4 separate regions of the Homo sapiens genome follow, and all the other regions are linked to region 4. A link is a loop called in an ENCODE intact Hi-C map of the cell type or tissue named here. Cell type or tissue: endothelial cell of umbilical vein. All regions are shown on one strand. Region 1 overlaps MOSPD1 (motile sperm domain containing 1). Region 2 overlaps PHF6 (PHD finger protein 6). Region 3 has its middle 44 kb from the start of PABIR2. Region 4 overlaps HPRT1 (hypoxanthine phosphoribosyltransferase 1).

Region 1 (8,000 bases), 420 kb before region 4:
GGTTAGATCACCAGAACCAATGTCTGGTTTTCAGCTTTTCCAGGTTCAAAATTTCATTGGCACATCAAGAAATTGTCAGTCTCACTGATTGATTCACACCAACCAAACTCAAAAGATTTCTATGAGCATGAATGGCAATTTGCTAACTCTCAGTGAGAACTGCCAAACAGACCAGAAGACTCACGTACAAGCCAAGGCAAGCTTTGCTATTGACTATATGGAAACACAAAGAACTTGCTCTTGACTTCCCCTTTTTCCAGGTTCTATGAGGACCACTTTTTTCAAGCCTAGCAGTTAGTATATTCCACAGAATTACAGGTTTCTTTTATATAAAAACCATTTCAGTTACACCTTTGTATGGATATATCCTAGTCACCTGGTTGAATTGGGTCACATGTAAAACATCTCTAAAATCTGTTTCTTCTCCATTCCTGCAGCCTTAGCCTAGGCCCTCATCATTGCTTCATGCCACATTCATTCAACAGTTTTTTAATTTTTTATAGTAACTACTCAGGAGTCAGGTGTTGTGCTTGAATGGTCAATGGCAACCCCTGTCCAACTTCAAATCTGAATTGGTCAGTTCTGTGCTTAAAATCCTTAAGGCCAGGCAAAATCGTAGGTTACACTTGTAACCCCAGTGCTTTGGGAGGCCAAGGCAGGAAGGTTGCTTGAGGCCAGGAGTTCAAGACCAGCCTGGGCAACATAGCGAGACCTTATCCCTATATTTAAAAAAGAAAAAATCCTTAAGTGGTTTCCTATTGCCTGCAGCAGTGGTTCTCAAAGTTTAGTGTGGATCGGAATCACCTGGAAGACTTGTTAAAACAGATGGCTGGGCCCCAGTCCCGGAATTTCTGATTCAGTAGGTCTAGGGTGAGAACCAAGAATTTGTGTTTCTAACAAGCCAGAACCACTGGCATAGGGAATCAAGTCTAAACCCCCAAACGTTCACAAAATCTTGCACAATCTGCCTCTAACTTACCTTTCTAGCCGAAACTTGCCCCTCTCCCCATATTTGCTGTTTTTAACCATATGCAATGCCAAAGCTCATTTTAAGCATCCCTTTCATGCTTCTACACACATTCTTCCTGGAATTCACCCGGCCCTCCACTTCTACTGCAGACTAGCCTTAAGGCAGATGATCACTTTCTTTATGCTCCCAGAGCACTTTATATCTATCAGCAGTTTAACACTGCTCACATCATATCTTAATTACTGCTGTATATCTGTTTTTCCTGCTAGTCTGAGTTTTTGGAAGGCTGACAAAATATTTTCATCTTGTCTCCATATTCCCTAGCACAGTGCCTTGTATATAATAAGTGCTCAGGAAATGTTTGTTGAGTGAATCTGTGATTTTTTTTTTTTTGAGACAGAGTCTCGCTCTGTTGCCCAGGCTGGAGTGCAGTGGTGTGATCTTGGCTCACTGCAACCTCCGCCTTCTGGGCTCAAGTGATTCTCTTGCCTCAGCCTCCCAAGTAGCTGGGATTACAGGCGCCCGCCACCATGCCCAGCTCATTTTTGTATTTTTAGTAGAGATGAGGATTCGCCATGTTGGCCAGGTTGGTCTTGAACTCCTAACCTCAGGTGATCCTGCCCACCTCGGCCTCCCAAAATGCTGGGATTATAGGCGTGAGTCACTGCGCCCGGCCATGAATTTGTGATTCTAAAACTTCTGAGTGTTTCATGTAGCAACATATATATATAATCATATAATATGGATTTTGCTTTGAGAATTGCGCATCTTGAAATGACATACTGAGATGTTGTAAAACATGGAAACAACACATTAATTATAACCGGGTTGTAAATAACACATTTGAAAATATGAATTGTTTTCAAAGAGACATTAGGTTATTCTTTTTTTTAAAAATCTTAAAATGTATACTACTCAACTTTTAAATCTTGAATATAGAAGAGCCAATCACTACATATTATTTATAGCAGTCAATCTCATTAGTTAAAATAGCAAAGCATACCAAAAATCTAGAAAATATATAAAAACAAAAGTGTCAAATATTAAGCAATGAACATTAAAGTAGAAAGTAAACATTAGAACATCACTTGTTATGACTTTAGGAAAATGCCAGCAATTAAAAACCCCAATTAACAATACTGGGAATTCAGAGGAGGCCAACTGAGTTTATGAAGTGGGAGGGAAGGAGGTTTTAATGCTAGTGAGACTAAAGGAAAATAACATATCGCTCTTAACAATTTAGTATTTAGTTGGTCATTGGCAAGGATTGCACAGAGTATGGAAGAAGGAGATAGCCCCTGTGCCCAGATAAAAGGGAGCTGACCTGAAGGTGGAGCTGGGAACCTTAATCAGAGTAAACAGCAAGAGCCAGGGAGAGATAGTTAAGTAGCTGGTACACTGTGACCAAGCAGATGGGTCACCAGTTTCTGGGTGAGGGCTGTACTTTGAATCATCCTTAACTGTTTTCAAACTTCGATCCACTTACTTCACTTGCTTCTTGCAGCCTCCTCTTTCTTTCTTTTTTCTTTTTTGAGGAGTCTCGCCTGTCGCCCAGGCTGGAGTGCAGTGGCGGATCTCGGCTCACTGCAAGCTCCGCCTCCCGGGTTCACGCCATTCTCCTGCCTCAGCCTCCCGAGTAGCTGGGACTACAGGCACCCGCCACTACTCCCGGCTAATTTTTTTTTTGTATTTTTAGTAGAGACGGGATTTCACTGTGTTATCCAGGATGGTCTCGATCTCCTGATCTCGTGATCCGCCCGCCTCGGCCTTCCAAAGTGCTGGGATTACAGGCGTGAGCCACCGCGCCCGGCCTGCAGCCTCCTCTTTCTAAAAACAGGTTGCAGGGTGCAAATGAGAAAATGCTATGAAAGTGGTTTCAGTGCTCCTTAACGGTCTCTAAGTTTTGTATCTATGGTGGTAAAATGGATTCCTGTTTATCTCAAAGTCTTATCTTTTCATTCCTCTGGTCAATGCAAAGTGAGGAAAATGGAAAAAACCATCATACTTTGGGGTACTGGTCTCCTTGGATTGATGGTAGTGGCAGGCATGTGTGAATATCTCAGAGTGTTTATGCGTCTTTTTGTGTCAGAGTAGTTTGCAAACTGGTCACAAGGTGGTGTGCACACATAAGGTTTTCTTTATAATTTCATTCAGGATTGTTTTTCTGTGCCTTTGGTACAGGGGAGGAAGACAAGACAGTTTCCTGTATCACCAGATCTCAGCTGCGCTCTCTGCCTGTGAGGTCAGAAGTGTGTTGGAGCCTCAGATTTCTAAATGCTTGCTGGCACAGTTAGGCACTGAAGAGCCAGGGAAAATCAGAGGGAAACAGAAGGAGGGGAGGGGAGAAGAGGGGAAGAGAGGTAACTGGGAGTGCTGATTCTCTCTGCTCTCCTCTTACCCCAACCCATGGTGAGCAGCCACTTAAGATTTACTGCTCCTCTAATTAGGATCCCTTGCTTGTCTTGTATAGACAAAGTGTGTTCAGCTATGACGGGTGAGTGGTGGGGGGAATGTTCCCCAGTGGAGGAGACAGTTATTAGTAGACATCTGTAGGATAACTGATAAGCTTTTAGCTATCTGCTAAGTGCCCAGCACTGACCTTGGGCCTGTGAGGGGTGCAAAAAACAAAAGCATCCCACCAAACAACAATATGGCATTATACCTAAAATCTAACTGAGAAGTCAAAATTAATGCACACAAAACAAATGTCAAAATATTCCATTCTGGCTGGGTGCAGTGGCTCATGCCTGTAATCTCAGCACTTTGGGAGGCCAAGGTGGGAGTATTGCTTCAGTTCAGGAGTTCAAGACCAGCCTGGACAACATAGGGAGACCCTGTCTCTACATAAATTTTTTAAAAACATTAGCCAGGAGTGGTGGCACTTACCTGTGGTCCCAGCTACTTGGGAGGCTGAGGTGGAAGAATCACTTGAGCCCAGGAGTTTGAGGCTGCAGTGAGCTGAGATCGTGCCAATGCACTCCAGCCTGGGTGCAACCTCCGTCTTCCTGGTTCAAGCAATTCTCCTGCCTCAGCCTCCTGAGTAGCTAGGATTACATGTGTGCACTACCACGCCCAGCTAATTTTTTTGTGTTTTTAGTAGAGACGGGGTTTCGCCATGTTGGCCAGGCTGGTCTCGAACTCCTGGCCTCAAGTGATCCGCCCGCATCGGCCTCTCAAAGTGCTGAGATTACAGGCGTGAGCCACTGTGCCCAGCCAGGGAAGGGGAATTTGAATTAGGTTTTGAAAAATGAGTAAAATTTTGCTGTCCAGAGAGGAAGAATGCAGCAAACCTTCATTATTAATGCCCTGATGAATAGTTCCTGACAACTATAGCTGTTTCATCATCAGGAAAATAGTGTGTGCCACTCAGTAAGTGAAATTGTCTCTTGATTTTTCTTTATAAAACTGAAAAGGAAACACAAATGAAGATAATGCAGACTTAGTTGTGACTTGAATTTTGGATCATCCTTTGAGAACTCTGATCTTGATAAGCAGGGACAATTGCTACAGATTAGGGCATGTGTGGTAGTCAGCATCAGGGAAGCAGGACTTTATTTTTTTTATTTTTTTGAGATGGAGTTTCGCTCTGTTGCCCAGGCTGGGGTGCAGTAGTGCGATCTCGGCTCAATACAACCTCCACCTCCCGGATTCAAGCAGTTGTCCTGCCTCAGCCTCCTGAGTAGCTGGGATTACAGGCATACACCACCATGCCCAGCTAATTTTTGTATTTTAGTACAGACAGGGTTTCACCATGATGGCCAGGCTGGTCTCAAACTCTTGACCTCAGGTGATCTGCCCGCCTCAGCTTTCCAAAGTGCTAGGATTACAGGCGTGAGCCACCGTGCCAGGCCGAGGCAGGACTTACTTGAGACATAGAAGGGATGACTGTATAAGGAAGTGGAAGCCTGGAGACCAGAGTTCTGCCACCAATACCCTGTGCAACCTTGGATAAGTCTCTTAACCATCCTGGGCCTGCTTCCCACATCTGTCAAATTAGAAAAGTGGGAACCAACTAACTCTGACTTGGTGTGCACTTGACTTTTGGAAAGCAACCTCATAAACCGATTTGCAGTAAGTTTTTACCAGTTTAGTATATAATCTTTCCCCAGGATTTTTGCACTTTATCATTTTGTAATATGGACTGCAGCAAAGAGAAAGTGTTAGTCTCCAGAAAACTATCAATTCAAGGCAGGTGTTACACCTTATTATGTTCATTGGCACAGTTGCTAATATTGCTCTGTTGACCTGGTGCTAATTCTTCCCTAATTTCCACTGGTTGGAGTTTAGGATGCAACTTATATCTTAGCCAAGATAAGCTGGGCGCGGTGGCTCATGCCTGTAATCCCACCACTTTGGGAGGCCAAGGTGGGCGGATCACGAGGTCAGGAGTTCAAGACCAGCCTGGCCAGCATGGTGAAACCCCGTCTCTACAAAAATTAAAAAAAAAAAAAATTAGCCAGGCGTGGTGGCGTGCACCTCTATTCCCAGCTACTCGGGAGGCTGAGGCACGAGAATCGCTTGAACCCGGGAGGCAGAGGTTGTGGTGAGCCAAGATCATGACATTGCACTCCAGCCTGGGTAATGAGCGAAACTCCGTCTCAAAAAAAAAAAAAAAAAAAAAAAGTGATAAATGGGAACAGAGATAGGAAAAGAAATAATAGTAAACTGCTCAAAAATTATTAAACACTTCTTTTATAGTAACAAGGAGATAGCCTATTCGTGATTCATGGGAAAATGTGTACATGTTCAACTCACAAAGAGAAAGCTTTGAAATTAAAAGAAAAAGAATTTCTACTATGCCATTATTCAAAGATAGTAAAAGTAAAATTTCTACTTTGACCTCTGTTGACTAACTTCTTCTTAAAGTTAGAACCAAGAGTTTAGCATTTGTCTGTGTGGTTAATTTTGACTTCCCAGTCAGATTTATGAACCATTTCATACTCTTTTAAAACAAATAGTTTCACATTAGAGTTATACATGTTCTTAAGTTTGCAAGTTATCTTAAATCTTTTTCTCATTATGTTTCTGTTGCATGTAAATTATTTTAAATAATCGAAATTATTCTGTTTAGCCCACAGTTTAAGGTTTTCAATATGTTTTTAGAGGATTATAAACTAGAAAATACAGTTAACAGAGATTTTTCACATTGTTTCTAAATTCCCTCTTGTGTTTTCAAAAACAGGCACCTTTTTCAAAGTAGGCCCTAGTAGAGTTGTTACTTAATTTTTTTTTTAAATATTCGTTTTTTTTAAATAAGTATTCAAAGACTTCAGAATTCAAAAGATACAAAAGGATATCCAGAGAAAAATTCCTTCCACCCCCATTTCTCTCTCCAGGGACAAACGCGGATATCCTTCCAAAGAATTTCACCCATATCCAAGATAATAGGTTTACATATTCTTATCTCCCCTTTTTTTTTTTTTTTTTCTTTTTGAGACAGAGTCTCTCTCGCCCAGGCTGGAGTGCAGTGGTGCAACCTTGGCTCACTGCAAGCTCTGCCTCCCGGGTTCACGCCATTCTCCTTCCTCAGCCTCCTGAGTAGCTGGGACTACAGGCGCCCGCCACCACGCCTGGCGTGGTGTATTTTTTTTTTTGTATTTTTAGTAGAGACAGGGTTTCACTGTGTTAGCCAGGATGGTCTCGATCTTCTGCCCTCATGATCTGCCCGCATCGACCTCCCAAAGTGCTGGGATTACAGGCGTGAGCCACCGCGCCCGGCCTTATCTCCCTTTTTATACAAATGGCAGCATGCATTACACACTGCACCGCTCCTTGCGTTTCTCACTTAACACTACCACTTGAAGATCAGTCCATCTCCAACTACACAGTCTCCTCTTGATATCTGGTATCCCAATGAATGGATAGACTGTACTTTATTTAATGAATCCTCTTTTAATGGACAGTTGGGCTGTTTCCAATCTTCTTTTTTTTTTTTTCAGATGGAGTCTCACTCTGTCTCCCAGGTTGGAGTGCAGTGGCATGATCTCGGCTCACTGCAACCTCCGCCTCCCGGGTTCAAGTGATTCTCCTGCCTCAGCCTCCCTAGTAGCTGGGATTACAGGTGTGTACCACCACGCCCGGCTAATTTTAGTATGTTTAGTAGAGACGGGGTTTCACCGTGTTGGTCAGGCTGGTCTGAAACTCCTGACCTCAGGTGATCCGCCCACCTTGGCCTCCCAAAGCGCTAAGATTACAGGTGTGAGCCACCTCCCCTGGCTTGTTTCCAGTCTTTTGCTATTAACAACAAAAAACTAGCTCTTACTGGGTGCCAAGTTCTGTTCCATGTTGTTTCACATAAATCATTTTATTTAACCCTCAGCACTGCAGAGAAACCTTTCACCTACATGACTTCACACAAAAAGGGGAATATATATGCCAGATAAATCCCTAGACGTACGATCTCTGGAACTGAGGCTATGTGCATTTAATTTTGGCACATGTAGTTGTTATGCCAATTCACCTCCCCACAAGCAATGTAAGCACATGCTTGATCGTTCCCATCATATGCTATCAAAATTTGAGTTTTACTAATGGGACAGGTAAAAAATTGTGTCATAGTATGGCTTTAGTTTGGGTTTCCTTTGCTGTGAGTGAGGTTAAACATCCTTTTGTAAGTTCAAGGACAATTTCTATGTCCCTTTTCTATGAAGTAAAGTTTTTTTGCCATGCAGAGTTTAAAAAGTTATACAGATGAATTTATCATTTTTTGTTTGTTTCTGTCTTCAGAAACAGTTTTTCATTTGTTTGTTTGTTTTTTTCCCAAGACAGATTCGTGCTCTGTTGCCCAGGCTGGAGTGCAGTGGCACAGTCTCGGCTCACTGCAACCTCCACCTCCTAGGTTCAAGCAATTCTCTGTTTCAGCCTCCCGAGTAGCTGGGATTACAGGCGCACGCCACTATGCCTGGCTAATGTCTGTATTTTTAGTAGAGACGGGTTTCACCATGTTGGCCAGGCTGGTCTCAAACTCCTGACCTCGTGATCTGCCTGCCTTGGCCTCCCAAAGTGTTGGGATTACAGGCGTGAGCCACCG
Region 2 (8,000 bases), 63 kb after region 4:
CATTTTTAGGCAGTTCAATGAAGGATCTAAGAGTTGGGCAGTAAAAAGTTACAAACCCTTTTTGATTTTAGAAAACAGTGAAAAAAGAATAGTAGTTATGGATGTCTTATTCATTCCCAGTTTTCTAACTCTGTCCCATGAACCTGTTTAAAAGATGATAAAAAAATGTAAAATATGATGCTTGAGGGGAACACAATCAATATAATGTTATTGAGGAGTGTGAATATCTTATTGATTTGACATTACAACTACACTTATTGATAAAGCAGATAGCTTGTTTTTATGGTTACAAAATCAGCTAGTTAAAAAACAACTACTATGCAAGCCTACAAAATCCTCAGCATTTTAGTAACATGCTCTTAACTAAACATAATAGGATTAAAAAAAATCTTACTGCATACCATTACTTCAACATGTATATATCAGTGTGTATTGTATCCTGACAACAGATCCCATATAATTAACTTTCATACCTAGTTTCCATTAAGTTGCTGCTGAGTTAGTTGTTGCTGATCAATTTCTACTTTTCCTCGGCTTTTACTCTCTCGTTCCTCATCTTCTTCATCTCTCTCATCATTTCCACTATGATTTTTACAGTATAGTCTACAATGATGAAAGACAAAAATCTCAAAATGCTTTGTCACTGCTGATGAACATTCCTGCCAACATTAGTGGATGAGGCTAGTGCCCATTTAAAACATGGGTTTCCTCATCCACACTTTAAAAAATACTCCCCAATTAGTTACAGACCCATTTTTATCTAACAGATAGGAAAACACACTATTATTGAGATAATAAAAGTTCATCTGAAACAAAATCTCTGGTTTAGGATGACAGTTATCATAAGGCAATTCCTCATTTTGCCCAATGAGATTAAAAGCAAAGTTTTGGCCAACTTAAAAATACCAACCTTCAGGTATATTGATGAAATAATCAAATTCTATAAATTTGTTTCATATATTTAATTTAAAATCACATTTCAGGAAATATATATTCTATCTATACTGCTGCCTTCTGCTCACATTTGATGAAACAATTTTACTCAAACTCTTCAAATGGTTTTTCATTATTAGCATCCTAGCCTTCACTGGAATACCTACATGAGCCATCCAACAGTTTTCCGGCACTGCATTTGGCTATGTCTCTTTTAATCTAGACTGGTCCTTCCAACTTCTTGTTTTTACACAACACTGACTTTTTAGGATGAGATTAGACCAGACAGTCTGTCAACTGTAGCAAATTCTGGACTTGTCTAATTGTGGTACTGTTTTATTTGGTTCTCTCTCGCCCTGTATTTCCTATACACTGGGAATAAGGTCTAAAGGCTTGGTTAGCTTCAGGTTCAGCTTTTCTTTTTCAGTCAAGACACTCTGTAGGTAATCCTGCATATTTCAGGAGGCATCTAATTTCAAAATGTCCTGCTACTGGGTGACACTATGTTTGATCATTTGGTTAAAGTAGTGGTGATGACCAGCTATCTCCATTGTAAAGGTAGGTTTTCCCCTTTAAATCTGGAAAGTTATCTCTGGAGTGCTAATTTGATATCATGCTTGGTTCTAACCTTTTATTTGGGTATACAGATTGTATATTTAAAATTCATTAGGTTTTAAATAAAAATCGTAATATAGGTGATTTGGACAATCAAACAAGGGCAGGCTGATTTGAGCTCAGTTTTTTTTTTCTTTTTTTTTTATTATACTTTTAAGTTCTAGGGTACATGTGCACAACGTGCAGGTTTGTTACATATGTATACATGTGCCATGTTGGTGTGCTGCACCCGTTAACTCATCATTTATATCAGGTATATCTCCTAATGCTATCCCTCCCCCGTCCCCCCATCCCACGACCGGCCCTGGTATGTGATGTTCCCCACCCTGTGTCCAAGTGTTCTCATTGTTCAATTCCCACCTATGAGTGTAAGGCGATTCCTCAGTTTTATGTCTATTATACATAAGACGACAATGGAAGAATGCTTAGAACATGTTCACTGGATGCCCTCTTGTGGTCAGCAATAGATGAAAAAAATCATCTAGGAATTCACATGTTACAAATAGATTATCTAAACTAGGTCTAATATTTGAGTAGAATAAAAGGCAGGGGTGGGGTTCAGGACACAGTGGACAACAATAACAACTGACTTTAATCTAGTTTTGTTCATTATTTCTCTTTTTAGTCTTAAAACATTTTCAATAACTTTCAAAAAGCTAGGGAGAATCTGTACACTTCAAATACTACACATTGGGAACTACCTCTTTTTAAATTTTTAAATCATGAGTTTAAATATCAAGAGTGAGATTCCTACACAATGGCACCTACGAAGAATCTTCCCATAAAATATAACCTGAATCTAATTAAACTTCTGAACCAACCTCTAGTTTACAAGAAATGGGAGAGAGGGATAGAGACACAAGTTAAATGGCATCATGAAATGGCAAAGAGACAAATCTAGAATGTGGGACTTAGGACAATTTATCGAGGCTCTTCAATAAGTAAGGGGACAAGTATGTCCGTATTTAGACTTAAGAGACATATCAAATGCAATGGATGGACCTTGCATGTATCCAGATTTCAACAAATTAAGTCTAAAATGAGATTTTTTTTATACAACTGGGCAAATGTGAAAATGGATTGGGTATAAGATGATGCTAAGAAATAATTGTTAATTTTACAAAGTGTGATAATGGAATAATAATTATATAATGACAAGACATCTGGGATTTTGCTTTAATATATATACTTCAGGAAAATAAACAATATACTTCAGGAAAATAAACAATAGATAAAGCAAGTGTGGCAATAACTTGCTAACTGCTGATATGAGGACTTGTTATACTATTCTGTTTTTGCTTACATTTGAAAATCGTCTTTTTAATAGGAAGTTCCCTCTAACAGGACAAGTGCTTTGTTGTTGGAGCAACTTTTAATTATTTTATGGGATTATTTTTTACTTGCAGAATATTTCCCATAGGCCCTTATATGGCCTTCACTAGTCTAGGTGCTAAGGTTACAGGTGTCAACTGGTCAAACAAGGTCCCTGCTGTCACAGAACTCCATTTTTTATGGTGGGAGGCTGACATTTTAAAAAAATCCATATTGAAATAGTTAAAAATACAATAAAGACAATAAAACAGGATAAATATAAATAAAAATTATTATCTATCCCTCCCTAGTCTTTCGAATAGGAATACAGTCAGGACCCAGAAAGGGCTGGTAAGGAAGAAAAGCCATAGTTAGGAGACAGGGAAGCCACTTCATTCAGAAATATTCCTCCCTGCATTTCCTCTTATTTGTCCCTTCTTCTCTCCCCAAACTACCCACCTATGGGCTCTCATTTGAACTCAGTTGTGTCTATCTGGAATCCACATTACAAATGGATTGCAGAAACACATCTCAATGGGAGAAAAGAAAAAGAGCAATTCAAATCATTATGGATCCAAGTACATATATTTTTGTTTTGTCACTGAAATATGGTTGTCTAATAGCTAAAAAGCAAAAACAACCTAGATGTCTGAAAAAGGAACCAATAGAATAAACTGATATACCTATATGATGGAATATTATGCAATCATTAAAATGGATGTAGGCTGGGCACAATGGCTCATGCTGTAATCCCAGCATTTTGGGAGGCTGGGGCGGGTGGATCGCTTGAGCCCAGGAATTTGAGACCAGACTGGGCAACATGGTGAAATCTCGTCTGCACAAAAAAAATTAGCCGGGTATAATGGGGTGCCCCTGAGGTCCCAGCTACTTGGGAGGCTGAGGTGAGAGGATCACATGAGCCTGGGAGGTTGAGGCTGCAATGGGTTGTGATCGCACCATTGCACTCCAGCCTAGGCAACAGAGTGAGACTGTCTCAAAAACAAACAAACAAACAAACAAACAAAAAACAAGATGTAAAATTGTTTAATGTCACACAAAAATGTCTCTGATCTAGTAAGTGGAAAAGAGATTATAAAACAGCATAGATAAGAAAATCTTTTTTTTTTTTTTAAAGAAAGCAAACGAATAAAAGAATGGCTACCCCATAGGCAGAGCAGCAGAAAATCTTGTTTTTATAAATACACACACATAATCACATAAACGTCTAAGAGAAAACATTCCAAAAGATTTAAAATTATTACCTCTGCATGGCAGAGTTAAAGTTGACATTAAGTATTTTTTCTCATCTATATTTCCATTTTTCTTCCAAAATGAAAATGGAAATATTTAAATATTTTCCATTTAAAACTATTATAATAAAATCATCTAAAAGTTACACTTTTAAATACAATAATTCTCCATACAATCTGATTTTGGATATTTAAAATCAGCCTGTTATTTTAAAATGTTAAGGGCTACTTTAATAATAATATACTTCTCATGAAGATATTCAAACACCACAGAATCCTATCATGGAGAATATAAACTTGCCTCTTCTCCTCCATCCTTATGCAACTAATGAGAAGTAATATAACCATTAAGCTTGTTGAATATGTTTCTAGAGATTTTTCTGCATACACAAAAACATACACACACATATGTGGAAGGAGACCTACACACACATATGTGGAAGGAGACCTTAAGGAGGGGTGAGCAGAAGGATGGTGATGTGGGTCTTTGATGACACTGAAAAATTGCCTACCACATCTGTATTGCTTTCCTCTGCATGTCTTTTAGGTGAGAAAGCAACCCTCTATCCTGTTAAGCTGCTATTTTTTTTTTCTGTTATATAAGGTAAACACAACCATTAAAAGTGAAAATTATATCACATTTAGCCTTCTAAATAAAACTGCCAAAAAATTTGGATTTGATCAAAATTGTACTAAATTTATACATTTGGTGAGAATAGGTGTCTTTTGATGCTGAGTTTTCTATCAAGGAACATAATATATTTCACCACTCATTTCAGTCCTTTGTAAAATGTAATTTTTGGCCAGGCATGGTGGCTCACAGCTGTAATCCCAGCACTTTGGGAGGCTCAGGTGGGTGGATCACTTGTGTCCAGGAGTTTGAGACCAGCCTGGACAACAAGGTGAAATCTTGTCTCTACAAAAAATAGCAAAAATTAGCCAGGCATGGTCACGTGTGCCTGTAGTCCCAGCTACTTGGGAAGCTGAAGTGGGAAGATCACCTGAGCCCAGGAGGTCAAGGCTGCAGTGAGCCGTGATCATGCCACTGCACTCCAGCCTGGGTGACAGAGTGAGACCCTGTCTCCCCAACCACACCCCAAAACAAAGCTTTGTGTGTTTTTTTTTTAAATGGAAAAAATTCATCTTTAGTGTATGTGTGTTTGGCGGGGTATGGCAGGCGGTTTTCCTTTACATTTTCTAACTAGTTATTACTGGAATTGTTTTTTAAAAGTCATCTCATATTCAGCAATCTTACTGAGCTCTTACTAATTTTAATAAATTCAAAGTTGATTCCTTTGAATTTTCTTGGTAGACAATGATATGAATAACAAATATTGATCATTTTATTATACACTTTTATTTATTTATTTCTTTTTTTTTTTTTTTTGAGACAGAGTTTCGCTCTGTCGCCCAGGCTGGAGTGCAGTGGGGCGATCTCGAAGCTGGTCTCAAACTCCTGACCTCGTGATCTGCCAGCCTCGGCCTCCCAAAGTGTTGAGATTACAGGCGTGAGCCACTGCGCCCGGCCTTCTTTTATTTTTTAAATTGAGACAGGGTCTCACTATGTTGCCCAGGCTGGTCTCTACCTCCAGGGCTCAGGCAATCCTCCAGTCTGGGCCTCCTGTATAGCTGGGGCTACAGGCGTGTGCCACTTTGCCTGGCTAATTTTTAAATGTTGTGTAGAGATGGGGTCTCACTATGTTGCCCAGGTTGGTCTCGAATTCCTGGCCTCAAGCAATCCTCTCGCTTTGGCCTCCCAAGTGTGGGATTATAGACGTGAGTCAATGCACTGGGCCTCTTTCTTTTTGTCTTGCATCAGCTTAACCCTCTAGAAGAATGTTAAAAGTCATGCTAGTAGTTGGCATCCTTGTCTTCTTCCTAATCTGAATTAAAGTATAGTCTAATGGTTCTCAATTAGAGGGGAACATAAGAATCACCTGGGGAGTCAGAAAAGTGCATGGTTTGGGCACCAACCCAGACCTACTAAATTTAAATCTCTACAGGTAGGGCTTAGACATGAACATTTTAAAAGAGGGCCTTATCCACCCCACAGTGATTCTGAGGCTCACTCCTGGTTAAGAACCATTGCTCCTTCACTTTAATAATAAATAAGTTATTTGCTGTTGTTTTTCTCATAAACACCTATTAAGATTCCTAGCTTACCAAGAGCACTCGTTACTTTAAAATTCAGAAATTGATGTTGAATGTTATCAAATGTCTTTTCACCATCTATAAGGAAGGTGATAAGATTATTTACTCTACTAATTCTAATAAATTATATTAATATATTTCCTAATTTTGAACAGTCTTTTTTCTTTCTATTTTTAAAATTATATAGAGATGAGAGTCTCGCTTTGTTGCCCACACTGATCTGGAACTCCTGGCCTCAAGCAATCCTCCCACCTAAGCCTCCCAAAGTGTTGAGATTATAAGTGTGAGCCACTGTGCCCAGCCTGAACAGTCTTTCAATTCTTAGAATACAGAGCTGGATTTGATTTACTAATATTTTATTTAGAATTTTTGTATATTTATAAAAGTGAGATTGTGGCTGGGCATGGCTCATGCCTGTAATCCTAGCACTTTAGAAGACTGAGGCAGGGAGAACGCTTGAGCCCAGGAGTTTGAGACCAGTCTGGGCAACAAAACAAAACCCTTCCTCCTCCTCAAAAAACAAAACAAAAAAAATTAGCTGGGCATGATGGCATGCGCCTATAGTCCCAGCTACTCGGGAGGCTGAGTTGGGAGGATCACGTGAGGGCAGAAGGTCAAGGCTGCAGTGAGTCATGATCACACTACTGCACTCCAGCCTGGACAACAGAGTCAGATCCTGTCTCAAAGTAAAAAAAAAAAAAAAAGGGGAGATTGGTCTACAGTTTGTTTGTTTTTCTTTTAACGTATCTTTGTTAGGTTTGGTACCACAGTTATGTAAGCTTTACAGAATGAATCAATAAGTTTTCCATCTCTTGCTATGTGCTGGACCTCTTAAATAACATTGGGATTATTTGTTCCTTAAAGGCTTTATAGAACTCACTTGAAAACATTTGTGCCTTTATTATTAAACAGAATTTGGCAAATTTTATTATACAGCATAGCGCCTTATGTAGGCACCCAAATGACTTGGTGACTGCTTGTGTACATTGTCTTTTACACAGAATACTAGACCCGGAAGTCATTGGTTTATTGCATTCTAGGCATGTGAGAGTAAGGAAGTGCTTTACAACTCTGGATGGCAAATCAAAACTTCAAGAGTCCCTACCAACTTATACTCCAGTCGATTAAACAAATGGAACCATTACAGATATACATTAACACCACCTAGCACAAGGCAGCACAGGTAAGTGGAAGACCCATAAAAAAGAGGGTGACCCCCAATCCCAAATCTTCATACTTTACTTTTTCACCATCTTCTCAAGAGAATCTTTTGCCTTCTGTCTACCATATCCTATTCTAAGCTACCAATAATTCTCACCTGGACCACCAGCACTAGCCTCCTAACACATCTCCCCATTTCCACCTCTGCTTCTGTCTCACCCGGGGCTCTTGCATATGCTCTTCTCTCTGCCCAGAATACCTCCCCCAACCAAGGCTCACCTTTGTCCTTAATATCTCAGCTTAAAGCTGAGCACTATTTCCTTCAGAACATTTTAAATACTCCCCACTACAGACTAGGTTAGCTCTTCCTTCTTATACGCTCTCATAACACTTTGTAACTTCTTTAGAACACTTACGCTGCTATGTTGTAATTGCATATTTGGCCACTTAAATAATAGGTCTCTCCCAATAGACTGTAAGCTTCATGAGGAGAGTATATGTAGTGTTTTTTTTTTGTTTGTTTGAGATGGAATTTCACTCTTGTTGCTCAGGCTGGAGTGCAATGGCGCAATCTTGGCT
Region 3 (8,000 bases), 270 kb before region 4:
GGATTTGTCACATTGTTCCCTCATGAATATATTCAGGTTAAACACTTTTGGCAAAGATACCACATAGGTGGTTTCCATTGCCTCACGTCAGGAGGTGTATACAATGTCAATTTGTCCTATTGCCAAGTTGGATCACTTGACCAAAGTAGTGTAATCCAGATTTCTCCATGTAAAGGCACATTCTCCTCCTTTGTAATTAATATTCAATTAATATCTTTAAAGTATGACCATGTAAATATTCTGTTCCCCAATAATTTTCATCTGATAGTTTTAGCATTCATTATAATCCCTATCTGAATCAGTTTTTAACACAGTGGCTGCAAAGGTACGTTTTCCCAATTCTGTTGTTCCTTCCACATTTATTAGCTATCCATTCGTCTGTAAAGGAAGCTGACCCCTTTTGTTTTTCATGTCACTTCAAATTCTTTTTTAAAATTAATCTGTATAACCTGTTACCATTATTGGACTCGTGCCTGAATAGACAGATCAACAAAACAAAGCAGAAAGTCCAGAAATAGACCCAAGTATATATGAAAATGTAATCTTTTTTTTTTTTTTGAGACGGAGTCTTGCTCTTTCCCCCAGGCTGGAGTGCAGTGGCGTAATCTCGGCTCAATGCAACCTCCGCCTCCCGGGTTCACGCCATTCTCCTGCCTCAGCCTCCTGAGTAGCTGGGACTACAGGCACCCGCCACCACGCCTGGCCAATTTTTTGTATTTTTAGTAGAGACGGGGTTTCACTGTGTTAGCCAGGATGGTCTCGATACCCTGACCTCGTGATCCGCCTGTCTCGGCCTCCCAAAGTGCTGGGATTACAGGCGTGAGCCACCGCGCCCGGCCGAAAATGTAATATTTAATAAACAGTTTATTACTGGGGCAAAGATGGACTTTTTAAATAAATTCTATTGGCACAACTGGATAGCCATTTGGACAAAAAGGTAATTTGGTCCCATACTTCACATTGTACCCTAGAATAAGCTCCAAATGGAGCTTATTATATAAAATATTTAAAAAATAAAAAATAAAACCATATAGGTACCAGGTGGTCCAAATATTAAAAAAAAAAACATATAGGCACTAGAAGAAAACGTCGATTAATTTCTTTATAATCTGGGTGTGGGGAAAGCCTTTTAAAATATGACTCCAAATCCAAATGCCATAAAATGATGAGTATTTTCAAGTACATAAAAATCAAAGTAAAAACCTTTTTTTGCATGGCAAAAATCAGATAGGCAAAGTCAAAAGAAAGATGATGAAGGCCGGGCGTGGTGGCTCATGCCTGTAATCCCAACACTTTGGGAGGCCAAGGCGGGCGGATCTCGAGGACAGGAGATAGAGACCATCCTGGCTAACACGGTGAAACCCCGTCTCTACTAAAAATACAAAAAATTAGCCGGGCGTGGTGGTGGGCACCTGTAGTCCCAGCTACTTGGGAGGCTGAGATAGAAGAATCACTTGAACCCGGGAGCCAGAGGTTGCAGTGAGCCAAGAGCACTCCAGCCTGGTGACAGAGCAAGAATCCATCTCAAAAAAAAAAAAAAAAAAAAAAAAGAAAGAAAAGGAAAAAGAAAAGAAAGATGATGAAACTGAGAAAATACTTATAATGTATACATAAATAAAGGTCCAATATCCCAAACATATAAAGAACTTTTTAAATCTAAAGAAAAAAGGCTAAAAAGTCTCAGGAGGAAAATGGGCAAAAACATGAATACACAGTTCACAGAAGAAAGTATACAAATGATCCTTAAATATATGAAAAGATACTCAACTTCACACATAGTAAGAGATGCAAATATATTTAAAATACACAGTCAACTTGACCATCTGGATCATTTGGAGAGGAGGAGCAATGCCAGGTTAGGTTAAGTTCTCCCATTTAGGCACTCCTTGATATCCCTGGGCTTCACCTTTTATGGCACTTATCTGACTTGTAATTACAGTGATTGTTTAATGTCTGTCTTCCATACTAGTTACCAAATGTATAAGAATAGTGACCAAGACTATCTTATTCACACTGGTATCCCCAGCTCCACGCACAAAGTAAATGCTCAATTAACATTTGTCAAATCAATGAACAAACAAACTACAGAGTACTTATACTCACCAATAAGAGCTACCACTTAATAGTTGGATGAATGAATGAGTAACGTGGAGGCAAGGAATTGAATCTAAATCTATGTTTTCTGTAGTTCTCTCTCCCCGCTTCTCTTTCAGTTCTTGCCCACTTTCCATGGCAAACTCTCTCTCCTATTTTTTCTCCCTAATTTCCATCTAATTTCCACATGCTAGCTAAAGTAAAACCTTCAGCATGGCCTATGCTCATAAAATGTGTGCCTAGATCAAAAATAAGAAAAGTTGCAAATTTACATGATAAATTGGATGTTAGCATCTGAAGTGCTTTAAAATGGCCTGCTTTCTTATGTTTCTATAATTATTTTCTTATGCACCAAAATAAGAAAACTGAAAAATAATTTATTGTTAAAGTCATTCCAACATTTATCTTATTGCTAAAACTGCTTCCTACCGTTTCATTGCAAACCTACAGTATTTTAGCTTTACTTTTGTGAATCAAATTGGAACTCTAACCAGCGTAATCTTGTCTCTTCAAGAAAATGCATTGTAGGCACCAAAAAAAAAAAAAAAAAAAAAGAACAATAAATGTTCGAAATGTAGCACATTTGTAAATTGGAAGACAGCTTGTTTATGAGTGCCTGTTGATTAAATTTGTTAATGAGCCCTTAAGAAATTGCCCCTTTTTCTCCTACCACTAGAAATCCTTGATGGATTTTTCTATTACATCTAATTTTCAACACATAGAATAAAGCCTTCCATCTATGTTGACTTTTACCTCAGAAGTTGAGCGAGTTACTTGATTTTTACAAGCCCAGAAAAATAGGCTTCCCCCTAGACAGTCATTGTAAAAGGAGTCTCTTGGTAGCAGATTCCATTTTTTTCTAATACTATAATTATAGATCGATCCAATAAATGTTACTTTAAAATTTTGCTCAGTGGAAAGGCACTATAGAAAAATCTCATGTATTAGCCTAAAGCAGCTTGAATCTACTCCCTATCTTGTGAATGTTTAGGAGTTTTGATAGCCTATATAAATAAGTGTGCTGCATAGCAGCAGTTATTACAATAAAACAATATTCTGCTGGATTTTGTTGAAGCTTTGATTAATGTGAATATAAATTGATAGGGACAACAGAAAGTTTGAGGTTAAAATTTAGGTAGCAACCTTGCCATAACGTATTGTAAAAGTACCATATGCTCATTGGATAATATATGAAAAGTAATGAAAAATAGAAAAAAGTTTAAAGTGAAAATAAAAATCACCATAATTACGCCAGGCAGAGACAGCTGTGTGTTTGTGGGGTTTTCTATGTGATGGAACTCAGATGCTATATGCAATATTTTAGTCTATGGAAGCACTTAAACATTGATAGTATTTTTTAAAGAAATATTTTGTGTCATCCGGGGTATTTAAGTTTTATGGTTTAGCACACTACTCTGGAGAATGGTTTGAGACTCCCGAGTCGAGAAATCAATTCACAGAAGTCCTGTTTCAATTACCTGCAGATGTCAGTGTGGATCTGAGTGTGATTCAACACTTTGTTCCAGGATGTGGTGGGACAGTTGAAGTCCAGTTGTGAACCAGTTGCTTATTAAACAAATAACAGTTTAGTTTGGATGAGAAATGTGAGCTGTAAGGACCTCAAGTCTCCGAAATTTCTTTTTATAAAATCTAAATAAGCATGGATATATTCTCCAGTTACATCCAGTTCACAGAAGATTATACCATCTCGTTCCCGCCCCTGATTGTTTAAACAGCCTAAGATTAGTTATAGTGCTGGAGAAGTAGAGTTGATGTCGTTGGGCTTATTAAATTTGACTCCAGCCCAGATGGCAGGTCTGAGCGATACATTAGGAGCTGTGTTGGTTTACTTTTTGCTGTTATCGTATATTTAAACTCAAAGTTTAAAACTGATGATTCCAGCTCTAAAAGGGCATCATCTTTGCCATTGCTTCTGATGCTTATCTGCTTTTCTACATGATCCCGCTCTTTCATGCAACTTCGTGACATGAAAAGTCAATGTCGATTAGGCTAGGAAAATGTCAGGGAGACTTGCAGTGGCTCATTTTACCAAAACACAATTGTTTCTCGGGCCACGACACAAATCTGCCATCTGTTTCATAAGCTTGCAGGCTTCCTCTGAAGTATAATTTGCTATATATATTGGTACAGAAATTGTTGGTAGCTTATGTTTACCTAGCAACATAATCTGTTTGGTAGAAGGCTGTGGGAAAGGAGGCTTTGTGGAGGAGGATTTTCTTTTTCTTTCTTTTTTTAAAGAGAGCAGTTTCTTCATCTACAAATTATCTTTAAGTGCAAGAAAGGCGGATGTGCTGGCCCAAACAATCTGCCTTTTATACCATTTTAACCTAAATTGCCTAGTAAATGCTCACTTTGGGAGTTATTTTTGCTATGTCAATTATCTCATATATACATGAATGCCCTCTTTTCAATTTATTTTTCTTTTCATACAAATCACTGTGAAATAACTGCCTTGACCTTCTAGCTGTAAAAGATCACCGAGCTTTGGGACTGCCTGCATCTGTCCAGTGTGTATTTCTCCTGTTTCCCAGTGCTCTTAGTGTGACTTGTGGGTTTTGAATGTTGAATTTACATTTCAAGGATGTTTGTCAGGGCCTGGTAGTCTTTAAGTTAAATGTAACAAAATCAAGCAGCCTGCACTGTGTTGTCTGCATTACATTAATTTTCATTTAATTGAATGAGCTGTATATTTCTACCTACCCACTTTCTTAGCTTTCTTATCAGCAGAGCAATGTGTCTGTTGAAAGAAAAAAAAAGCCAAGGGGAGAAAAAAAAGTTTTGACTTTCCTTCATGTTAGTTATAGACATCATATGCTGGTAAAGGTTAGAGTGTACTTTCTACATTCATTTTGAGAAGGGGAAGAAAGTGTTGTCCTGTCAACTTCCTTCATGTAACACCAAGGTATAATTTGCTGCAGGCTTATTGCATGATATTGCCCTTCTGAAAGTGACGGGTTTTTCATTTTAATCTATAGCTATTATGTAGTTCTCAATGAAGAGGCAATGTGGAGGTTACTAACCCACTTCCCTCTCTAAAAAAAAACAAACAAAGAAGAAATGAAAAGAAAAACGAACTTCTATATCATCCTGAGACTTTGAAACTAGTCCTGAGAAAAGACTGTAGCAGAATTGTTATATGGACAAAGTTCCTTTAGCCAGAGCCATCCCATGTCTTTCATCTTGCAGCCTTTGTTTCTGCCCCCTTGAGTCCCTAACTCTTCACAAGCCCAGAAATCTCCTCACAATGTAGCCTCACAGGAAAGCACTGATAACTTCTACAGAGTTGGCCCTGACAGTTTTGCAAGGGACATAGGAATTAACTGGGTTGGAAAGCAGGTTTCCTTGCATCACTGGGAGCAGCCATTAATAATACAAACATTTATTCTTGGTGTTCTCCAGTAATGCTAGTCATGGAAGTGAGAAATTGACAGCTTGAGTTGTGAAACTGAGACCCATTTTTATACAGAGCAGATAGTTAAAGGCAAGTGAGAGAAGATGAGCTAATGAGAGAAGGGTTGACAAAAGAAGAGCAGAGGACCGGGCTTTTGCAACAGAAGGGAGATGTAGGATGAAAGATCCTGGAGGAGTGAATGATCAAGGAGGGAAGCTTATTGTCTTATTTAACCAACACTTCTTCAGCATTGGTAGTGTGCCAGAGACAAGAGATGGGAGGAACAGGATAGAGAGGAGACATTTTTAGGAGGGTGATGAATGAAAACAAAATGGTAGAAGATGCCCCAAAAGTCTTTAGTGGCTTTATTTCTGTCGAGAAGGTCGGAAGTCAGATTGCAGAGGAGCAAGAAAGGAATGCAGCATTCATTCTAAAAGTTTGGCAGCATTCTAGAGACTGGTAGCTGGAAGGGTAGGAGGGTCACTTGTAGAGCAGTTGTTGATGTTGTTGTTGTTGTTGATGGTGATGCAGTTGTCTGCATGAGATTGAAGAGCCAATGGGATAGGAAATAAATCAGAGGTCCCTGGTGAGCAGTGCTGTCCACTAGAACTTTCCACGATGATGGGAATTACATACATTTGCACCGTCCCATTCAGGAGCCGCCAGCACCACGTGGCTGTTGAGTACTTGAAATGTGGCTAGCACAATCAAGAAACTTCATTTTTAGCTTTATTTCATTATAATTCATTTACATTTTTCTTTTCCTTTTTTTTTTTTTTTGACAGAGCCTTGCTGTGTTGCCCAGGCTGCAGTGCGGTGGCATGATCTTGGCTCACTGTAACCTCTGCCTCCTGGGTTCAAGCGATTCTCCTGCCTCAACCTCCTGAGTAGCTGGGACTACAGGTGGCGCCCCCACACCAGGCTATATATATATATAAATATATATATATATATTTATAAATATATATATATAAAAATATATATATATAAATATATATATAAATATATATATATATATTTATAAATATATATATATAAAAATATATATATATAAATATATATATAAATATATATATATATATATATATTTTTTTTTTTGTATTTTTATTAGAGACAGGGTTTCACCATGTTAACCAGGCTGGTCTTGAACTGCTGACCTCAGGTGATCCACCTGCCTCGGCCTCCCAAAGTGCTGGGATTACAGGCTTGAGCCACTGCGTCCGGTCATAATTCATTTACATTTAAATAGCTACACGTGGCAAGAGGTTACTATCTAGGACAGCAGAGGTCTATAAGGAGAAAATAAATGTGGGAGTAAGAAAATGGGAAGAGATGAATTCTAGAGCAGAGTAGGAGGCAGTAACTTAGTATTTAGGAAAAATCTTCATCTGATGAGAGATGCTCTCACATCTCCAATAGCTAGGGGAGTTCAGACCCATAGCGTAAATGTTTTCAGCAACCGAATTGTCAAGCTCATCTACTAAAAATGGGAGAGTTGAGAGGAAGAAGATTTGGGGACCCGAGGAGAAAGATTGGGATATTCACAGCATACGGTATATCAGGAACAACTGGGCAGTGATGGGAACCAAACTGTGGTTGACAGCATGAGTTTGTGGTGGGCCAAGTCTAAGAGGCTCAACATGGGCCAAATTTGTACTGAGCCAAATGCGTGCAATTCCATATAAGGTTCTTTCTGGAATAAGAAACAAACTAAAAGGATCTGGAAAAAGGATATTATGCAATTTAGGCTTAGAAAGTTATGTTTGAGTATATCCCAGCAGCTCTGTTACTCTCTCTTAAACATCTTCTGATAAATTCCATTGGTTTTTTTTTCTGATGAATTTAAGCCTTGATAGTATAAAATGTATTTAGAGGAATCTCACTAGGCAGGTTAGGGCCCTTCTGCCTGGGTGGTGTTTGGTTAGGGTTATCTGCAAGATTCCATTGCTTGTTCTCCAAGCAAAAGAGCTTTCGGGTAGCTCACCCACGCCTCTCTGGTGATAGGAGTGGAGATGGTGGGGGCTTCCTTATAGCTAGAAAAATTATAGCACTGTGTAAGCCCATTGCTATTTAACTAACACTCTTTCCAGATGTTCTTGGAATGGAGGCCAGGGGCAAGATATGCTTATTGCAATACAGCTTCTATTTGTGGGAAAGGAGAAAAATTAAAGGAATGAGCAGATAGAAATGGAAACTGATCAGCTAGTATTTTTCTATATGTTAATAACACGAAAAGAATTAATTATGAACTGAACAGAGTTTTCTTTAAAATCCAGGTATTAGGCAGCAATTTAAAATCTTGATTTTTTGATAGAAATATCTCAACAAGCTCAAATTTTTGACTTCAGAAACAAGTGCACTCTTTGGCTACCTCGTCAGTCCTGTGGATATTTCTGTGTAGGCATTTGGTTCTTGTTTTCTTCTGTCACCCAGGTTGGAGTACGGTGGCCTGAACATGTCTCACTGCAGCCTCAACCTCCCAGGTTCAAGGGAT
Region 4 (8,000 bases):
GACTTGAATACAGGTATTCGGGTCCAAAGTTCATCTGCTCAAATACTAACTGGGGAAAAGAGGGAAAAATATTTATATACATATATATCTGCACACAAAAATACCCCCAAAAGACAAAATGAGGCCAGGCAGGGTGGCTCACACCCGTAATCCCGGTACTTTGGGAGGCTGAGGCAGGTGGATACCTGAGATCAGGAGTTGGAGATCAGCCTGGTCAACATGGTGAAACCCTGTCTCTACTAAAGATAAAAAAATTAGCCAGGCATGGTGGCGTGCGCCTGTAATCCCAGCTACTTGGGAGTCTGAGGCAGGAGAATCACTTGAACTGGGAAGGGGAGGTTGCAGTGAGCCAAGATCGTACTACTGCACTCCAGCCTGGGCAGCAGAGTGAGACTCCATCACAAAAATAAATAAATAAATAAAATACAATGAAACAGAAAGTTCAAATAATCCCATAATCTTACCACCAAGAAATAACTTTCACTCGTTATACTTATTGATTTTTCCATAATAAATGTACTTTACTGTGACTATCATGAAAAGAAAGTTATTTTAGAAACAGAGAACTGTTTCAGATCAAATCTATGTAGTAGAACAGAGCCATTAGGTGGGAAAGACGAGATCAAACTAAATCTCAGAAGGCCTAAAAGGCTAGGTCCATTCCAGCACTAAAAACTGACCAGACAAGTAATGGCTTCAACAGCTTCTAAATATGGACAAAGCATGCTGAAAGGGAAGGACAGGTCTAACAGTGGTATATGAAATGAACAGGAGGGGCAAAGCTCATTTCTCCTCTGAAGTTTTCCAAAGATGCTGAGGAGGACATTAGTTTGACATGACCCTGATATGGGACAAGATAATTTCACAGAAGTTTTACATGTTAAAGTTTTCTTATAGATACTCATTCAAGTAAGCAATGAACACTAAAATCTAAAGAAAGAAAAGAGCTTTAGAGTCAGGTCTGTATTCAAATTCAAGCTCTACCACTTACTGGTTCTGTGACTTTGGGCAAGTCTTTTAACCTTATTAAGTCTTAATTTCCTGATTTGTAAAATGGGGATATCGTCTCCCTCACAGGATTGTTGTGAAACTTTTATGAGATTAATGCCTTTATATTTGGCATAGTGTAAGTAAACAATAACTGGCAGCTTCAAAAAAAAAAAGCAGTAGCATTCCATCATTTATTATTGGTTACTCTCAAAAAGTTTTTCAATGTACTAGAAGATAAATATTCAAATACCTTAATATCTCCATTATTTTCAGGTAAACAGCATGCTCCTGAACAACCAATGGGTCAACAAATAAATTAAAAGGGAAATCTAAAAACATCTTGATATTAAACTACATGGAAGCACAATATACCAAAACCAATGGTTCACACTAGGAGAATTTTAAGGTACAAGAAAACTCTTTGAGATTTCTTAAAATAATAGTATGTCTGAATTTATTGAGTGATTTACCAGAAACTGTTGTAAGAGCTCTACTTGCATTATAGCACTTAATCCTCTTAACTCTATGGCTGCTATTATCAACCTCACCCTAATCACATATGGGACACAGAGAGGTTAAGTAACTTGCCCAAGGTCAGAGTTAGGAAGTACTAAGCCATGCTTTGAATCAGTTGTCAGGCTCCGGAACTCACACTTTCAGCCACTACATAATACTGCTTTGCTATCTTTTAGGAAACTATGTGAGTCTACCTCACATAGACTCACATAGGTTTGTTTTTTTTTTTTTTTTAAAGGCTATCTTTTCCCCCATCAATGTTTTTTGAAGGATCCCAAATTAGAGTCCCACAGAGGCAGACAGCAGTACTTGACAATATGGACATTTAAGGTTAATGTTGGATTCTACTGTCTTTTTACTACATGACCTAGGGAACGATAATTAACCTAGACTGCTTCCAAGGGTTAAATAACCCATTTAGTTATACTATGTAAATTATCTCTTAGTGATTGATTGAAAGCACACTGTTACTAATTGACTCGGTATGAAGTGCTTTTTTTTCTTCCCTTTCAAGATACATACCTTTCCAGTTAAAGTTGAGAGATCATCTCCACCAATTACTTTTATGTCCCCTGTTGACTGGTCATTCTAGTTAAAAAAAAAAAAAACTATATATATATATATCTACACACACATATGTATATGTATATCCTTATGTACACACACAAACTTCAAATTAAATGAGAACTAGAAGATTTGAGAAGTTAGCTAGCTAATATCCATAGCATTATGATATTCTAAATGATATGAATTATAAGAATTAGGTTTCCTGAAATGAATGACTAGAAAACTTTCAAGTAGAGATTAGTAAAAATTAAAAAGTCCTAATCGGCCATTACTGATTTGATGTTTTTAAGAGTCCTAAAAAATGGGTTACATCCATTTTTAAGTGGGTAGTATTATAACAGCCACCCATCTTCAATCACAGTGATTTCTGAATTGTGAGGGAAGTTATTAGCATGACAGGTGTCTGGTTCTGGCCCTGTACGATTCCCATGAGTCAAGCAAATTGTAAGGGCTGGTCTATATCACACCCAACCCCAAGGATATGTCCCTCAAAAGTCTAGCCCAGGCCCCGTCATCTTCAGCATCATCTGGGAAACCAGGTCTGATTAGTAGTCCTTTAAGGAATACCTCTTAGGCTCCCATTTTACTGCTATCACAGAATCCAATAAAACCCTTACAGGAGATTCAATGGGAAATGCTCAACACCCACTGTAGTTGGTGGTGACAATGACCATAATTTGGCTGTGCTGGATTCAGGACAGAAAATTTGGGTGAAAGAGCAGGTGAACAAAAGAGCTTCGACTTGCCCTAGCAGAGAGCAAGCCATACCATACCACAAAGCCACAGCAATTACAACGGTGCAGTACCAGCACAGTAAATGAACAAAGTAGAGCCCAGAAACAGACCCAGAACTATATGAGGATTTAGTATACAATAAAGATGGTATTTCGAGTCAGTAGGGAAAAGATGAATTATTCAATAAATGATGTTTGGCCAACTAGTAACCCATTTGGGAAAAAATAAAAGTATGGTCCCTACCTCACAGCATACACAAAAATAAATTCCAGACGGATTAAAATCTAAATGTAAAAAATAAAGCCATAAGTGGACTGGAAGAAAATAGAGAATTTTTTTTAACATCCGTAGAAAGGGTAAAAACCCAGGCATGACATGAACCAAAACTGAAGAGGTTCTGTAACAAATACCCCCTTTTATATATTGGGCTCCAACAATAAGAACCCATAGGAAAATGGAGAATGAACACAAATAGACAATTTATAGAAGAGAAGGTTATAAGGTGTAAAATTATATCTATCTGAGAAACAAACACTAAAACAATGTGATTCTACTGTTCTCCCACCCATACTGGCAAAACTTAAGCCTGATAATATGCTGAGGGGAAATAAGCACTCTTGTTGGTGAGAGTATTAATTGGCATAGCTTCTTTTGAAAATGACATAGCAATACCTGTTAAAATTGCAAACATGCATGTCACTTAATCCAGTAATCCCACTTCTGGGAATCAATGCTACAAAAACACTGACAAGTATACAAAGATACATTCAAGAGTGTTCACTGGGCCGGGTGCGGTGGCTTCATGCCTGTAATCCCAGGGAGGCAGAGGCAAGACGATCGCTTGACCCCAGGAGTTCAAGGCCAGCCCGAGAAACACAGCAAGACCCTGTCTCTCTTTTTTTTATTTAAAAAATAAATGTTCACTGTATCAGTTGTTCACAAAAACAAACCAACATGTCCATTAACAGGGAACCATTTAAATTAATCAAGTTCATCTACACAATGTAATACCATGCAACTATTAAAAAGCACCTGATAATCCAAAGCACACTGAGACAGAATAATGCTATTAAAAACACCAAGTAGTGGAACACTGTGTTGCCTATGACACCATTTTTATTCAACATTTAAACAAATTTGTAACAGCAATTACATGAGTAGTGACAATGGCGTTTATGAGACTTTTCACTTTTATGTGCTTCTATTTTTGTTATGCTTCTATATATACATCCATTTATTATGGAGTGTTACTTTCAAAAATCACAAATGGGCCAGTATTATTTGGTGTTGCAAGGTGAGCATATGACTTCTGATATCAACCTTTGCATATTACTTCTCAATTTAGGGAAATTACAGACATCCCTTATTCTAACTAACTTAAAACCCAGCATTTCAAACATACAGAATTGATGGGGAAAAAAAAGAAAGAAGAAAGAAAGAAAAGGCAACAAGCTTCAGATGACAGTGACTCACATCAAATTATTTATAAAATCTGTTAAATAGTGCCATCTTCTGGAGATACCTGGTATTACAGTCCAACTCCAGTTGATGTCTTTACAGAGACAAGAGGAATAAAGGAAAAAATATTCAAGAACTGAAAAGTATGGAGTCATGGAAAAATTGCTGTGATCCAAAGGCTACGGTGATAGGACAAGAAACAAGAGAACTCCAAGCAGTAAGACACTGCTGTTCTATTAGCATCCAAACCTCCATACTCCTGTTTGCCCCAAGGCTTTTTTAAAAAATAGAGACAGGATCTCACTATTTTGCTCAGGCTGGTCTTGAACTCCTGGACTCAAGCGATCCTCCTGCCTCGGCCTCCTAAAGTGCCGAGATTACAGGCTTGAGTCACCATACCTGGCTATTTATTTTTTCTTAACTCTCTTGCCTGGCCTATAGCCACCATGGAAGCTAATAAAGAATATTAATTTAAGAGTAATGGTATAGTTCACTACATTGGAATACAGGTATAAGTGCCTACATTGTACATGAATGGCATACATGGATCAATTACCCCACCTGGGTGGCCAAAGGAACTGCGCGAACCTCCCTCCTTGGCTGTCTGGAACAAGCTTCCCACTAGATCCCTTTACTGAGTGCCTCCCTCATCTTTAATTATGGTTAAGTCTAGGATAACAGGACTGGCAAAGGTGAGGGGAAAGCTTCCTCCAGAGTTGCTCTACCCTCTCCTCTACCGTCCTATCTCCTCACTCCTCTCAGCCAAGGAGTCCAATCTGTCCTGAACTCAGAGCGTCACTGTCAACTACATAAAATTGCCAGAGAAGCTCTTTGGGACTACAAACACATACCCTTAATGTCTTTATTTCTATTTTGTCTACCTCTTCAGTCTAGGTGAAAAAATAGGAAGGATAATAGGGAAGAACTTTGTTTATGCCTACTTATCCGCCCCTAGGAATTTTGAAAACCTCTAGGTAGCAATAAGAACTGCAGCATGGTATAGAAAAAGAGGAGGAAAGCTGTATAGAAATGCATAATAAATGGGCAGGAAAAGAACTGCTTGGAACAAACAGGGAGGTTGAACTATAAGGAGAGAAAGCAGAGAGGCTAATCAACAAGGCTGGGTTCCCAAGAGGGCATGATGAGACTATTACTAAGGTAGGAATTACTAAGGGCTCCATGTCCCCTTAGTGGCTTAGTACTATGTAGCTTGCTTTCTGCAGTGAACTTCAGACCCTTCTTTTAGGATCCTAGAATGGACTTTTTTTTTTTATCGGAAAACAGTCATTCTCTCAACATTCAAGCAGGCCCCAAGTCTACCACACTCAATCACATTTTCTCTTCATATCATAATCTCTCAACCATTCTCTGTCCTTTTAACTGTTTTTCTATACCCTGATCAAATGCCAACAAAAGTGAGAATGTTAGAATCATGTATTTTTAGAGGTAGACTGTATCTCAGATAAAAAAAAAGGGCAGATATTCCATTTTCCAAAATATGTATGCAGAAAAAATAAGTATGAAAGGACATATGCTCAGGTAACAAGTTAATTTGTTTACTTGTATTTTATGAATTCTTTTAAATAAACACATTACTAAAAAAAAAACTAAAGGTTTTTGTCAGTTAAAAAACGACACTGATGAAGCACAGCCCTTACAGATCATCTAGTACTACACTGTCCCATACGGTAGCCACATGTGGCAATATAAATTACTTAAAAATTCAGTTCCTGTGTTGCACAAGATGTGTCAAGCGCTCAAAAGCCACATGTCACTAGTGGCTCTGTACCACATAGCAGAAACATAAAAGATTTCCATCCTCAAAGAAAGTTCTATTGAACAGCATTGCTCTAATTAAATAAAAAATACCATTTAGCACAACATAGTAATAGAAAAGATTGAAGAGTAAGTGCTGATACTTAAAAACCTGGTATTTTCTGCCAGGCATGGTGGCTCATGCCTGTAATCCTAGCACTTTGGGAGGCTGAGGTGGGAGGATCGCTTAAGCCCAGGAGTTCTAGACCAGCCTGGGCAACAGGGTGAAACCCCGTCTCTACAAAAAATACAAAAAATTAGCTGGGCGTGGTGGCATGTGCCTGTAGTCCCAGCTACTTGGGAGGCTGAGGTGGGAGATAACCTGAGCCTGGGAGGTCAAGACTGCAATGAGATGAGATTGCACCACTACACTCCAGCCTGGGTGACAGAGTGAGACCCTGTCTCAAAAAAAGAAAAAAACAAAAAACAAACAAAAACCACCTGGTATTTTTAAGTACACTATTTTCAAACATTCAAACATTCAGAAGTTATTTCATCCTATCTTCATGGTTTCCATTTTATGCCTGGTTTGGGATTAGGATCTGATAAAATAAACGTGTGCAACAGAACCACTTCTCATGGCTGTATAACAGATGATCAATATGTATTTGCTGAGGAAATTATTCAATTTTCTTAATTTTTTTTCACAAAATTTGTGGTTTCAAGGGACCAACCTTGACTACTACACCTTCATGTTCTAAGAATCAGGGGACTTATATAAAACCTCAGTTACCTGATAAGGACTACATCAAAGTGAAAAGCCATGGGAAAGAACTAGAAAGTATACTTTTGAACCTAGTTCTGTAAAGTTTCCTTATGCCACAGATAATACACATCCCCATTCCTGCCAAATTCTTTCTCTCACCCCTGTCTATGGTCTCGATTCAATAAATAGGAGAAGGGCATGAATTTGCTTTAGATAGATAGATAGATAGATAGATAGATAGATAGATAGATAGATAGATAGATAGAGATAGACAGATAGAGATAGAGACAAAGATGGAGACAGAGATGGAAATAGAGACAGATTTACAGAAGATAAGTTCTAGGTAAACTAGTGTCAACATCAAAGTGGTATACCTACATCTAACTATTCTGGAGAGAAAAGTATACCTCAAAGAAATCGACTACATACAGAGAAAAAGTTTAAGCTGAAAGCTACTGCCCTCTTACATGAGACACTTTAAGAAACTACTTGGGGGGCAAGTGAGAAAATGGGGAGATGTAGCTCAGAGGATACAAAGTAGCAGATATGTAGGATGAACAAGTCTAGAAATATAATGTACAACATGAAGTATATAGGTAATAAAATTGTGCTGTATTTGGGATTCACACTAAATGAGATTTTAAGCTCCTCTTGCCACCAAAACAAAAAAAAAATGGGTAACTATGTGAGTTGAGGGATACGTTAATTTGCTTCACTGCAGTAATCTTTTAACCACCTATATGTATCCCATAACATCATGTTGTATACCTTAAATATACAGAATACAATTTATTTAAAATAAAATACTCCAATATTTTCTGCATTTTTAATATGTTCAAAGAAAGTATTAATTTGCATCTTTGATGTTAAACAGAGCCTAATCAAGTCACTATCAAGATCAACACTAAAGTTATAGCTATTCTCTTTTGATACCTTTTGAGACACACACACACACACACACACACAAATACACATATGTGTTTGTGTGTGTGTGTGTGTGTGTGTATTTTAAGTTATCGTTTTGGCCAGGTGCAACGGCTGACACCTGTAATCTCAGCACTTTGGGAGACCAAGGCAGAAGGATTGCTTGAGACCAGGAGTTTGAGACCAGCCTGGGCAACACAGCAAGACCCTATCTCTACAATTTTTTTTTTTTTTAAAATAGCCATGGGTGATGGCACGCACTTGTAGTCTCAGATACTTGGGAGGCTGA

The links. Hi-C counts contacts between places; a loop is a spot of excess contacts. Peaks named below come from ENCODE experiments on the same cell type or tissue, not always from the same donor. Only the 100,000 strongest peaks of a DNase experiment are listed, where the experiment ranks them.
Region 1: it touches region 4 in a loop (15-fold over the local background); 11 of 110 quality-filtered maps call a loop at or near these places.
Region 2: a loop joins it to region 4, with 2.7 times the contacts of the local background. A loop is called at or near these places in 2 of 110 quality-filtered maps.
Region 3: a loop joins it to region 4, with 6 times the contacts of the local background. A loop is called at or near these places in 41 of 110 quality-filtered maps.

What each region holds. Positions count from the first base shown.
Region 1 is chrX:134,903,768-134,911,767 of GRCh38, reverse strand. All of the region lies in intron 1 of MOSPD1 (motile sperm domain containing 1), which reads left to right. Among named protein-coding and RNA genes, the nearest start is that of MOSPD1, 7.5 kb to the left of the region's middle. RefSeq lists an enhancer at 2,621-3,164 and a silencer at 3,055-3,349. In endothelial cell of umbilical vein, a CTCF peak has its summit at 3,092; a DNase peak (open chromatin) is centred at 3,167.
Region 2 is chrX:134,417,804-134,425,803 of GRCh38, reverse strand. PHF6 (PHD finger protein 6) reads right to left here. Exons shown (of 11, transcript NM_001015877.2): 10 at 474-603; 11 at 1-143. The coding sequence ends at 474. Among named protein-coding and RNA genes, the nearest start is that of HPRT1, 38 kb to the left of the region's middle. In endothelial cell of umbilical vein, no CTCF peak of the experiment used is centred here; no DNase peak of the experiment used is centred here.
Region 3 is chrX:134,749,407-134,757,406 of GRCh38, reverse strand. It overlaps a transcript of PLAC1 not described here. Among named protein-coding and RNA genes, the nearest start is that of PABIR2, 44 kb to the left of the region's middle. In endothelial cell of umbilical vein, a CTCF peak has its summit at 3,624 (motif pointing right); a DNase peak (open chromatin) is centred at 3,616.
Region 4 is chrX:134,480,559-134,488,558 of GRCh38, reverse strand. It overlaps HPRT1 (hypoxanthine phosphoribosyltransferase 1), which reads right to left. Exons shown (of 9, transcript NM_000194.3): 4 at 2,029-2,094. Among named protein-coding and RNA genes, the nearest start is that of HPRT1, 24 kb to the right of the region's middle. In endothelial cell of umbilical vein, no CTCF peak of the experiment used is centred here; a DNase peak (open chromatin) is centred at 4,288.